Linked DNA regions of Homo sapiens: region 2 is linked to region 1. The links are chromatin loops, found by intact Hi-C in ENCODE. Cell type or tissue: transverse colon. All regions are shown on one strand. Links, peaks and the distances in the headings refer to the core of each region. The heading gives the core; the rest is flanking DNA. Region 1 has its middle 41 kb from the start of MVK. Region 2 has its middle 18 kb from the start of FAM222A.

What was found. Hi-C counts contacts between places; a loop is a spot of excess contacts. Peaks named below come from ENCODE experiments on the same cell type or tissue, not always from the same donor. Only the 100,000 strongest peaks of a DNase experiment are listed, where the experiment ranks them.
Region 2: it touches region 1 in a loop (2.2-fold over the local background); 4 of 110 quality-filtered maps call a loop at or near these places.

The regions. Positions count from the first base shown.
Region 1 is chr12:109,612,857-109,617,244 of GRCh38, reverse strand. No RefSeq gene overlaps it. Among named protein-coding and RNA genes, the nearest start is that of MVK, 41 kb to the right of the region's middle. In transverse colon, for the core only: no CTCF peak of the experiment used is centred there; no DNase peak of the experiment used is centred there; H3K27me3 peaks cover 1,762 bases.
Region 2 is chr12:109,694,020-109,698,407 of GRCh38, reverse strand. No RefSeq gene overlaps it. Among named protein-coding and RNA genes, the nearest start is that of FAM222A, 18 kb to the left of the region's middle. RefSeq lists an enhancer at 1,767-2,576. In transverse colon, for the core only: no CTCF peak of the experiment used is centred there; DNase peaks (open chromatin) are centred at 2,017 and 2,336; H3K27ac peaks cover 299 bases.

The DNA.
Region 1 (4,388 bases), core at 84-4,083:
AAAACGCTTCTCCAAATTTCTGGGAAGAAGGGCTGTGGTAGGCTTTTCCCTTTTACCATTGGTCTGTTCTCCTGTTCCCTGCCTGGCTCTTTACCCTGGGAAGCTGACCTCCATAGACAGCATCCAGGGGCAACTTGTCCTCTAAGTTTCAGGTGGAATCATCCAATGGGAGGCTGGGAGCGGGCAGAGGGAGAGTTTGGGGTGTCTCTGCCCAACTCAGCTGGCTTAAGTGCTGCATTCCTGGCAATAATCTGTCCCTTTGTGACGAAGGCTCCTGCTCACCTCGTGGCACCCCTCTCCATGGCTCCAGCTCCTTGTGGGATCTGGCAACTCCGTTTCTGCCCCATCAGACCTTGGAAATGAGAAGGGGGGACCTTGCTGTTTCCCGACCCTGATGGTCTCACCATCCCTGTTTGGTTTGCAACTCTGTTTACAGAACTCCCTTTACTAAACTCTCTTCGCTGGTACCATCCCAGTGGAATGCCATGTCCTGCTGGGATACTGACTGGGGCTTGGGGGAGACTATAGCAGCTCACTGTGACAGCAGCTTCTGTTGACCCTGCACCTGCTCTGCGCAGGCACCGGGCTGGGCCATGGGCTCACACCAACCCTTCGGAGACTCCCAGCAGCTCAACAGGACCGCACTATTTACAGAGAAGGATACTGAGGTTCAAAGAGGCAAGGAGACCCTTAAGGCAATGCTTGGGGAAGTGAGGACTTGGGGTTATTATTCCCCTGTCTCCCTGGCTTATCATCTTAACCCATATGATGCACACACTTGACTCTTTGCCCTGCCAGAAACCGTAGCCAGCAGACGTTGGTCTTCCTTAGACCAGACATTCTCTTTCACCCTCAGATGGCAGCCACCATGGATCCCTGAGGCGTCCTTGGTCTCCAGCTGTCTTCCACATCAGCAGCGGAAAGTCAAGCCCTAGAGAAGGGGGCTCCCTCCACAGCAGCCACCCGATCAGCCCCCGGTACCCCCAGAGTGCCTGCTCTCCTCCCAGAACTTCCTCCAGTAGAAGGAAGATCCCTGGATAGGGGTCAGTCCAGCCCCCCACTTTACATGTGGGGAAACAGGTTCAGAGAGGCAAAAAGGTCTTGCTTGAAGCCAAGAGGGAGTCACGCAGAGCTGGCCCCGACCCAGAGAGCCGAGTGGACAACCCCAGGGTTGCAAAATGAGCCTCCTCCCCCACTTTCCAGTTCGGTTTTTTTCTCTGGGCACCTGGGAGACTTTCCCAAGTTATCGATCGCCGGGGCGGCCTTCAGTCAATATGGTGCACTTTACTAATTAATCTTTTCCAGATAATTGCAGGAAATCATTGGTTGGTGTGAAGTGGGAGGTTGGAGAGGCAGCCTCTGTCCCCGACCTGACCAGAGCATCTTCTGGCAGATCCTACCCGCCTGTCCCTCACTCTTCTCTGTCTCCTTCTGGGGCTGATGAGCCACCCCCTCCAGAATCCTCAGCCAGGACTCCCGCCAGCTGTCCTGGCACTGCTCTGGATGTAGCAGGGAACACCGGGAGCAGGACGGTTCTGGTTCAAATCTCAACTTTGGCAATTATTCACTGTGTGACTGCAGACACATCATTTAACCTCCCTCAGCCTCAGCTAAAAAAAACAGACTAGAACTTATGATCTGCATCACAGGCTGCTTACGAGACAAAACAGACCAGGTGCCATGGCTTACTCCTATAATCCCAGCACTTTGGGAGGCCAAGTCAGGAGGATCACTTGAAGCCAGGAGTTCAAGACCAGCCTGGGCAACATAGTGAGACCCTGTCTCTACAAAACAATAAAAAATACAAAATTAGCCAGGTGTGGTAGTGTGTGCCCTGTAGTTCCAGTTACTTGGGAGGCTGAGGCAGGAGGATTGCTTGAGCCCAAAGTTGGGAGGCTGCAGTGAGCTATGATGGTACCACTGCACTCCATCTTGGGTGACAGAGTGAGACCCTATCTCTAAACAGCAAACAAAAAAGATGAAAACATGCTGGGTGCGGTGGCTCATGCCTGTAATCCCAGCACTTTGGGAGGCTGAGACAGGTGGATCACCTGAGGTCAGGAGTCCCAAACCAGCCTGGCCAACATGGTGAAACCCATTTCTACTAAAAATACAAAAATTAGCCAGATGTGGTGGCTCACACCTGTAATCCCAGCTACTCAGGAGGCTGAGGCAGGAGAATAACTGGAACCCGGGGAGCAGAGGTTGCAGTGAGTCAAGATCGTGCCACTGCACTCCAGCCTGGGCAACAGAGTGAGATTCCGTCTCACACATACACACACACACACACACACACACACACACACACACACAGACTGAAAACAAAAGAAGGCATTTTAATACTAATTTAAAATATGACCTCTACAGCTAATAACAGCAACTCCAGCAGCTAACGCTAAACGAGGGCTTTGCCACATTCCAGGTACTGTTCAGAGTGTCTGATAGGTACTATGATTAGTCCCCTTGTATAGAAAGGGAAACTGAGGTTCTGGCCTGAGGTCACACAGCGAGAGGCAGAGCCCCAATCTCTGCTCAGTGTGTAAGAAGCTGATCACCACCTCATGCTGTGTCACCAGGCCCAGGTGAGTGTCCTGCATAGAGCAATGTCCAAGGAGCCAGCTCTCCACTGTGCCCATCTTGGAAGCGGTAAGGAGGTGGGGGTGGGTGTCAGGGGTGGGACAGGGCTCAGGGGCAGCACCCAGGGCTTTCCTCTCTAAGTCCCCTTGTCCCAAAACTCAGGGCCTTCCTCAAAGAGCCCGAGGGAATTCTCCGGCTGGGTAAACTCAGGGTCCCCAGGAGCCTCTCCAGCCCCCACAGTCATTAATCATAACTGAACTCTCCTGGATGAAGTTTCCCATCCCTTTGGGGTTTCTGTCTCCCAGTATCACTTAATATATACCCTCATCGGGCCATATATACCTGCTCCTAATAAACCTCTATGACTTTAATGAACTAAATAGCAAATTACTTTTTTATTCAAGAATGAAATTTCATCATATTCATAATTCATATTTTATTTCAGACATCTGCTGCTGATTACATTACATTTAACTAAAATTAGATGATGCTCAGAATGCAATTAAGACTCTGCCAAATTCTTCGGCCCACCAATGCCGGCGGAGCGCAGCGGGGGCCGCGAGGAACCTAATATGTAATTAGGAGCTATTTTCTAGCTGTTTTTAAAGTCTGAAAATTAGCTGCCTTTATTAATCACACAGACAAATATAAAGTGGAACCAACGCTCGCTGAAATTTCTAAAAGGGATTTTTTGTTTAATTATACACCGCAGAGCGCTGAGACTCGTTCTGCATGTTGATTTGTTGTGCACTGACATTTTGACAACTGGTTCTCAATTTGTCTGTCGTAGTTAGGCAACAACAAAGCCGACGGTAATACTTTAACTTTCAAAACCTTCAGTGTGCCGGGGAGAGGGAGAATGGCATTCCTCACTGCGGGCCCGCAGCTTGGGCTCTCGAAGGCAGAGACACGGGGAGAAGGGCAGGTGAGGGGCGGAGGGGACTCCCGGGACGACGCCAGCTGGGGAGGTGGCTGACATTCTGGATCGGGAGTTACAGGGCCAAGGAACAAGCCCCTGTTCTGCGGGGTGGCTAAGTGGAAACCCTCCCTAATCTCTGGGCCTCAGTTTCCTCCTCTGCACCAAGAATGGGCTGGAGTCTGAGATCTTCAAGGAGCCTGTAGATGCCAAAACTCTGTCTTCTTTTCTCTGTGTGCTAATGTCTTCTGTGTAGCATCATTTGTCCCCTCGGCCTTAGCAGGGGGATGTGATTTTTTTTAGAGACTGTCTCACTCTGTAACCCAGGCTGGAGTGCAGTGGTGTGATCATAGCTCACTGCAGCCTCAAACACCCGGGCTCAAGCAAGCCTCCCTGCTGAGTAGCACCGGGGCTACAGGTTCGAACTCCCCCGCTCAAGCCAACCTCCCTGCTGAGTAGCTGGGTTACAGGTGAGAGCCACAGCACCCAGTCTCCAGAGGAATCCTTTATTATCCCAATGTGCAGAGGATGCAACTGAGACTCTGAGACTCAGCAACTTGTTAACCAACCAGCAGGTGGCCACACCAGAACTCAAACATGGAGTTCACTGACTCCACAATCTGTGGTTCTAACCACTGTATCCACCTCCCTGGCTCAGGAGCCCTGAGCAAGGGACAGCTCTCTGGGCCTCAGATTCCCTTCTGTGATGCTTGGATGTGGTAGAGTGGCACCCAGCCCTGCTGGGGGCCAGGGACAGAGTACACCAGCAGGATCACAGCATGAAGCAGGATTGAGCCCCACACAGGGACCCCCAGTCTCAGTGGAACTCCTGAGCTCACCCCATTCCCTTGGAGGTTCCTTAGGCCACCCTGTGGGTGAAACTACCCAGTGATGT
Region 2 (4,388 bases), core at 300-4,299, 81 kb before region 1:
GAAGTTCTCACTGATGCTCCTCCATGAGGGGCCAAGCAACATCTTTACACGCCCCACCCTCAACTTCATCACAATACCCCTATCATCTACTCACATGCTGTGAGCTCCAGGGTCGGGGGAGGTTAGATAAGGCACCACACTTAATCTGGTTTGCACTGTAGCCCTGGCGTCCTGTATGGGCCTGGCACGTGGAAGGCGCTAATAAGCATTTGTTCAGTGACTGACCGCGCACTGAATGAGTGAGTAGCTGAACCAATGAATGGCACTCGCTGGCACGCCTGCCTGGCTTCCTGGCCCTCGACCTTCTTTGCAGAGAACCAGGATGCTGGCAGCTGGGGTGGATGCAGCTAAATTTGAATCCCCTGTAACAGGAGATGCCTGGATGTGAGGCCAGCCCTGGACACTAATTTGCCTTCTCTGGAATAACCTGGTCAGCTAGATGCTGCCTAGGAGAAGCCAGGGAGAAGCTGGCTCTGGGCTGCCCACCTTTAGCGCCTGTACAGGAGCTGCAGAAAAGGCTAATCTGGAATCAGCCAGGCCTGGGTTTGAATTCCAGTCTAGATGCCTTCACCACCTTGGACTATAGTTTTTCTCATCTATGAAATGAACTTACTGATATCCTGAAGCTACTCTCTGCAATTAGAAAAGGCTCTTTTGGTCGGGCACAGTGGCTCATGCCTGTAATCCCAGCACTTTCTGAGGGCGAGGCAGGTGCATCACTTGAGGTCAGGAGTTCGACACCAGCCTGGCTAACATAACAAAACCCCATCTCTACTAAAAAAAAAAAATACAAAAATTAGCCAGGTGTGGTGGTGTGTGCTTGTATTCCCAGCTACTTTGAAGGTTGAGGCAGGAGAATTGCTTCAACCTGGGAGGTGGAGATTGCAGTGAGACGAGATCATGCCACTGCACTCTAACCTGAGAGACAGAGTGAGACTCCATCTCATGAAAGAAAAAACAAAAAAAGGAAAAATAAAAAAAGAAAAGGTCCTTTGATGAGGTGAGGGCAACACACTGGTACAGTCTGTCCTACTTCCTGGCCTCCTCATCCAAGGGAGGTCCCAGGCCGCAGCTTCCAACATGCTGAGCTTCAGGGACCCCCATCATCTTCTAATCTCTTCCACACTGATGCTGACCTCTCTCTTGGAAATTCTCACTGGGAGAAGGGCTAAAAAAGCATCCGCAGCCACTTACTGAGCACCTACTATGCGCCAGGCACTGGATATTCCTACCCTCACTGGATCCTCCCCACTGCCCTCATTTTACAGATGAGGAAATTGAGGCTTAGAGAGGGAGGACAGGGGCCCCCAAGGGCGCACAGCTGGAAAGTGCTGGGCATGGGACTAGAATCTATGACCCCCTGGCTCTGAAACAGCCTCTTCTTGGGTGATGACTCATGGCCTCTGTGACTCACAGAAAACACAAACCAAAACCCACCTCCCAGTTAGGCCCTGCAGAAGGGGAAGTTATTTAGGGGAGACTGAGAGCCAGGCAAAACAACAACAACAACAAAAACAACCTTGTAGAGACCACCTTTGATGACTACTATTGCTGTCTGATTAATGGTAATAATAACCCACGTTTTGAGTGTTTCCCACCTGCCATGCCCACTGAAGTTCCTCAAGAACTCTCTTAGGACAGGTTCAAAATGTATCCCCATTTTAAAGGTGAGGAAACTGAGGCTCAGAGAGATTAAGTAATTTGCTGGAGATCACCCCGTTGGGAGAGGCAGTACTATGATTTGAACCCTAGTGACCCCAAAGTGCATGTTCCTTGGCCAGAGGTCTTTTCCACGGATGGGATCAGGAAATGTTTGTTGATTGACTGATTGACTGAAAGAATGAATGAGCAAAAGAATGATTTAATGAATGAATGGCCAGATCTAGGATGTCTATTAGGGGTGGCAGAGGAACCTCCAAGTCCAACCCAGGCCACCCCCAGACCTTCCTCCTGACCTCCCACTGGGCCTTCTATCTCTCGGCTCATCCGGGAGTGCTGGTGAGTGGCCATCTGGTGGGGTGGAGCGAGGATAGGGGCTGGACTTCCCCAGCCTCTCTCCTACTCCGAAAGGCTCACACTCTTTGTGACTTACTGTTTGACTTTACAAGCTCCTTGGCTTTTATGAGGGTTATTTATAAAGCTCTGGGCTTTGATCCTCAGCATGAAAAAAGCCAACTCCTGTGTCTGAAAATGTCACAGGGATTAGGGGAGCCTTTGAAGTCCCCTCCTGGCAGTCGGCGCCTGCCCAGCTTCCCCTCCAAAGGGGCTCCAAGCCTGGAAGCCCTGGCCAGGGCCTAGGGGCCTTCCTCTGGGGTGGAAGTGTCCTCAGTCCAGGTGAGTGACAGATGGGGGCCTCCTACCCTTGGAACACTCCTCCCAGATGGGCACACTTCCCAGACCCAGGCACAAACAGGGCCTCCCTTGTCTCCAGATGTTGACAACATCTGTCTCTCGTGTTTATGGACAGCCAGAGGCTGCATCTCGTGTCCCTGAGCCCAGCAGTAGGGACTTTGGGGGTGCTAAAAATGGATTATTACCATTTTATTGGTAGGGAAAGCGACAAGAAATATAAATAGGAAGGTAGGAGGAACAGCTCTTAGCGAGGCAGGTAGCTGGGTCTCCTGAGGCTGTCTACTTCCTTCCGTCTTCCCAACCCTGGGGTCCAACGTTCCACCCTGCAGGTAGGGAGGGACTCCTTCGTTCCGCCTCCTGTAGTCAGACAGGTCACAGCTGGAGGGGTTTGGGCTAGCTCATGGCGGTGCAGTGGGGGCAGCGGAGAGATGGACCCAAGTAGTCCAGAGAAGCAGTGGTGTTTCCTGCTCCCTGCAATGCCCCAGTGGTGCGAGACCAGAGGGGGCGACAGGATGACCTTGTCCATCTCCTCCTCCTTTTTTTTTTTTTTTTTTTGAGACAGTCTCACTCTGTTGCCCAGGCTGAAGTGCAGTGGTGCGATCTCGGCTCACTGCACCTCCACCTCCCGGGTTCAAGTGATCCTCCCGCCTCAGCCTCCCAAGTAGCTGTCATTACAAGAGTGAGCCACCATGCCTGGCTAATTTTTGTATTTATTTTATTTTATTTTATTTATTTTTTGAGATGGAGTCTCGCTCTGTTGCCCAGGCTGGAGTGCAGTGGCGTAATCTTGGCTCACTGCAGGCTCCACCTCCTGGGTTCACGCCATTCTCCTGCCTCAGCCTCCCGAGTAGCTGGGACTACAGGTGCCCGCCACCACACCTGGCTAATTTTTTGTATTTTTAGTGGAGACGGGGTTTCACCGTGTTAGCCAGGATGGTCTTGACCTCCTGACCTTGTGATCCGCCCACCTCGGCCTCCCAAAGTGCTGGGATTATAGGCGTGAGCCACCACACCTGGCTAATTTTTGTATTTTTGGTAGAGACAGGGTTTCACAATGTTGGCCAGGCTCGTCTCAAACTCTTGACCTCAAGTGATCCGCCCACCTTGGCCTCCTAAAATGCTGGGATTACAGGTGTGAACCATCACGCCTGGCCCCCCTTTTTTTGAGACAGGGTCTTGCTCTGTTGTCCAGGCTGGAGTGCAGTGGCACAATCACTGCTCACTGCAGCCTTGACCTCCTGGGTTCAAGTGATCCTCCCACCTCAGCCTCCTGAGTAGCTGGGACCACAGGCACACACCACTATGCCCAGCGAATTAAGAAAATTTTTTTTTTGTAGAGACGGCGGGGGGGTCTCACTATGTTGCCCAAGCTGGTCTTGAACATCTGGCCTCAAGGGATCCTCCTGCTTTGGCCTCCCAAAGTGCTGGGATTATAAGTGTGAGCAAGCATGCCCGGCCTCCATCTCCATTCTTACATTCACAGTGGTCCAAGTGCTTCTAGGATGTTTTTTCCTTCACTCCTTGATCTTGAAGGGCTTCCAAGCATCTCAGTAGGCCAATACAGGGGAGGAGATGAATCCTCAGTTCATCACCCTCTGAGCTGTCCTTCCCCTCTAAAACAGGGAGCCTCGTACCATGCCAGGCTGTGTGGGGATTAAACGAGGTAATTCCCTCAGAGGGGCCCGGGTTCCCTCCTGCCTCCTCTCTGGGCTCAACTTCCTTTCTCAGGACGAAGGCAAGAAAGGAGGCAAAGCTGGGGCCCCAGCAGGGAGGAAAATGTGGGGAAATGTTCTACATAGTGATTGTGTTGTTGTTTACATGACTGTATGTGTTTGTGAAAACTCATCAAACTATACACTTAAAACCAGTGAATTTTGTTGTCTGTAAATTATACTTCAAAAGCTAAAATTATAAAAGAAAATATGCAAATAGAAAACAATTAGTCACAGGCAAGCATAGAAGATAAAAAAGTAAAACTCTCTCTGACCTTCATTCCTACTCCCCAGAAGCAACAAGGCATTCATTCATTCATTCAT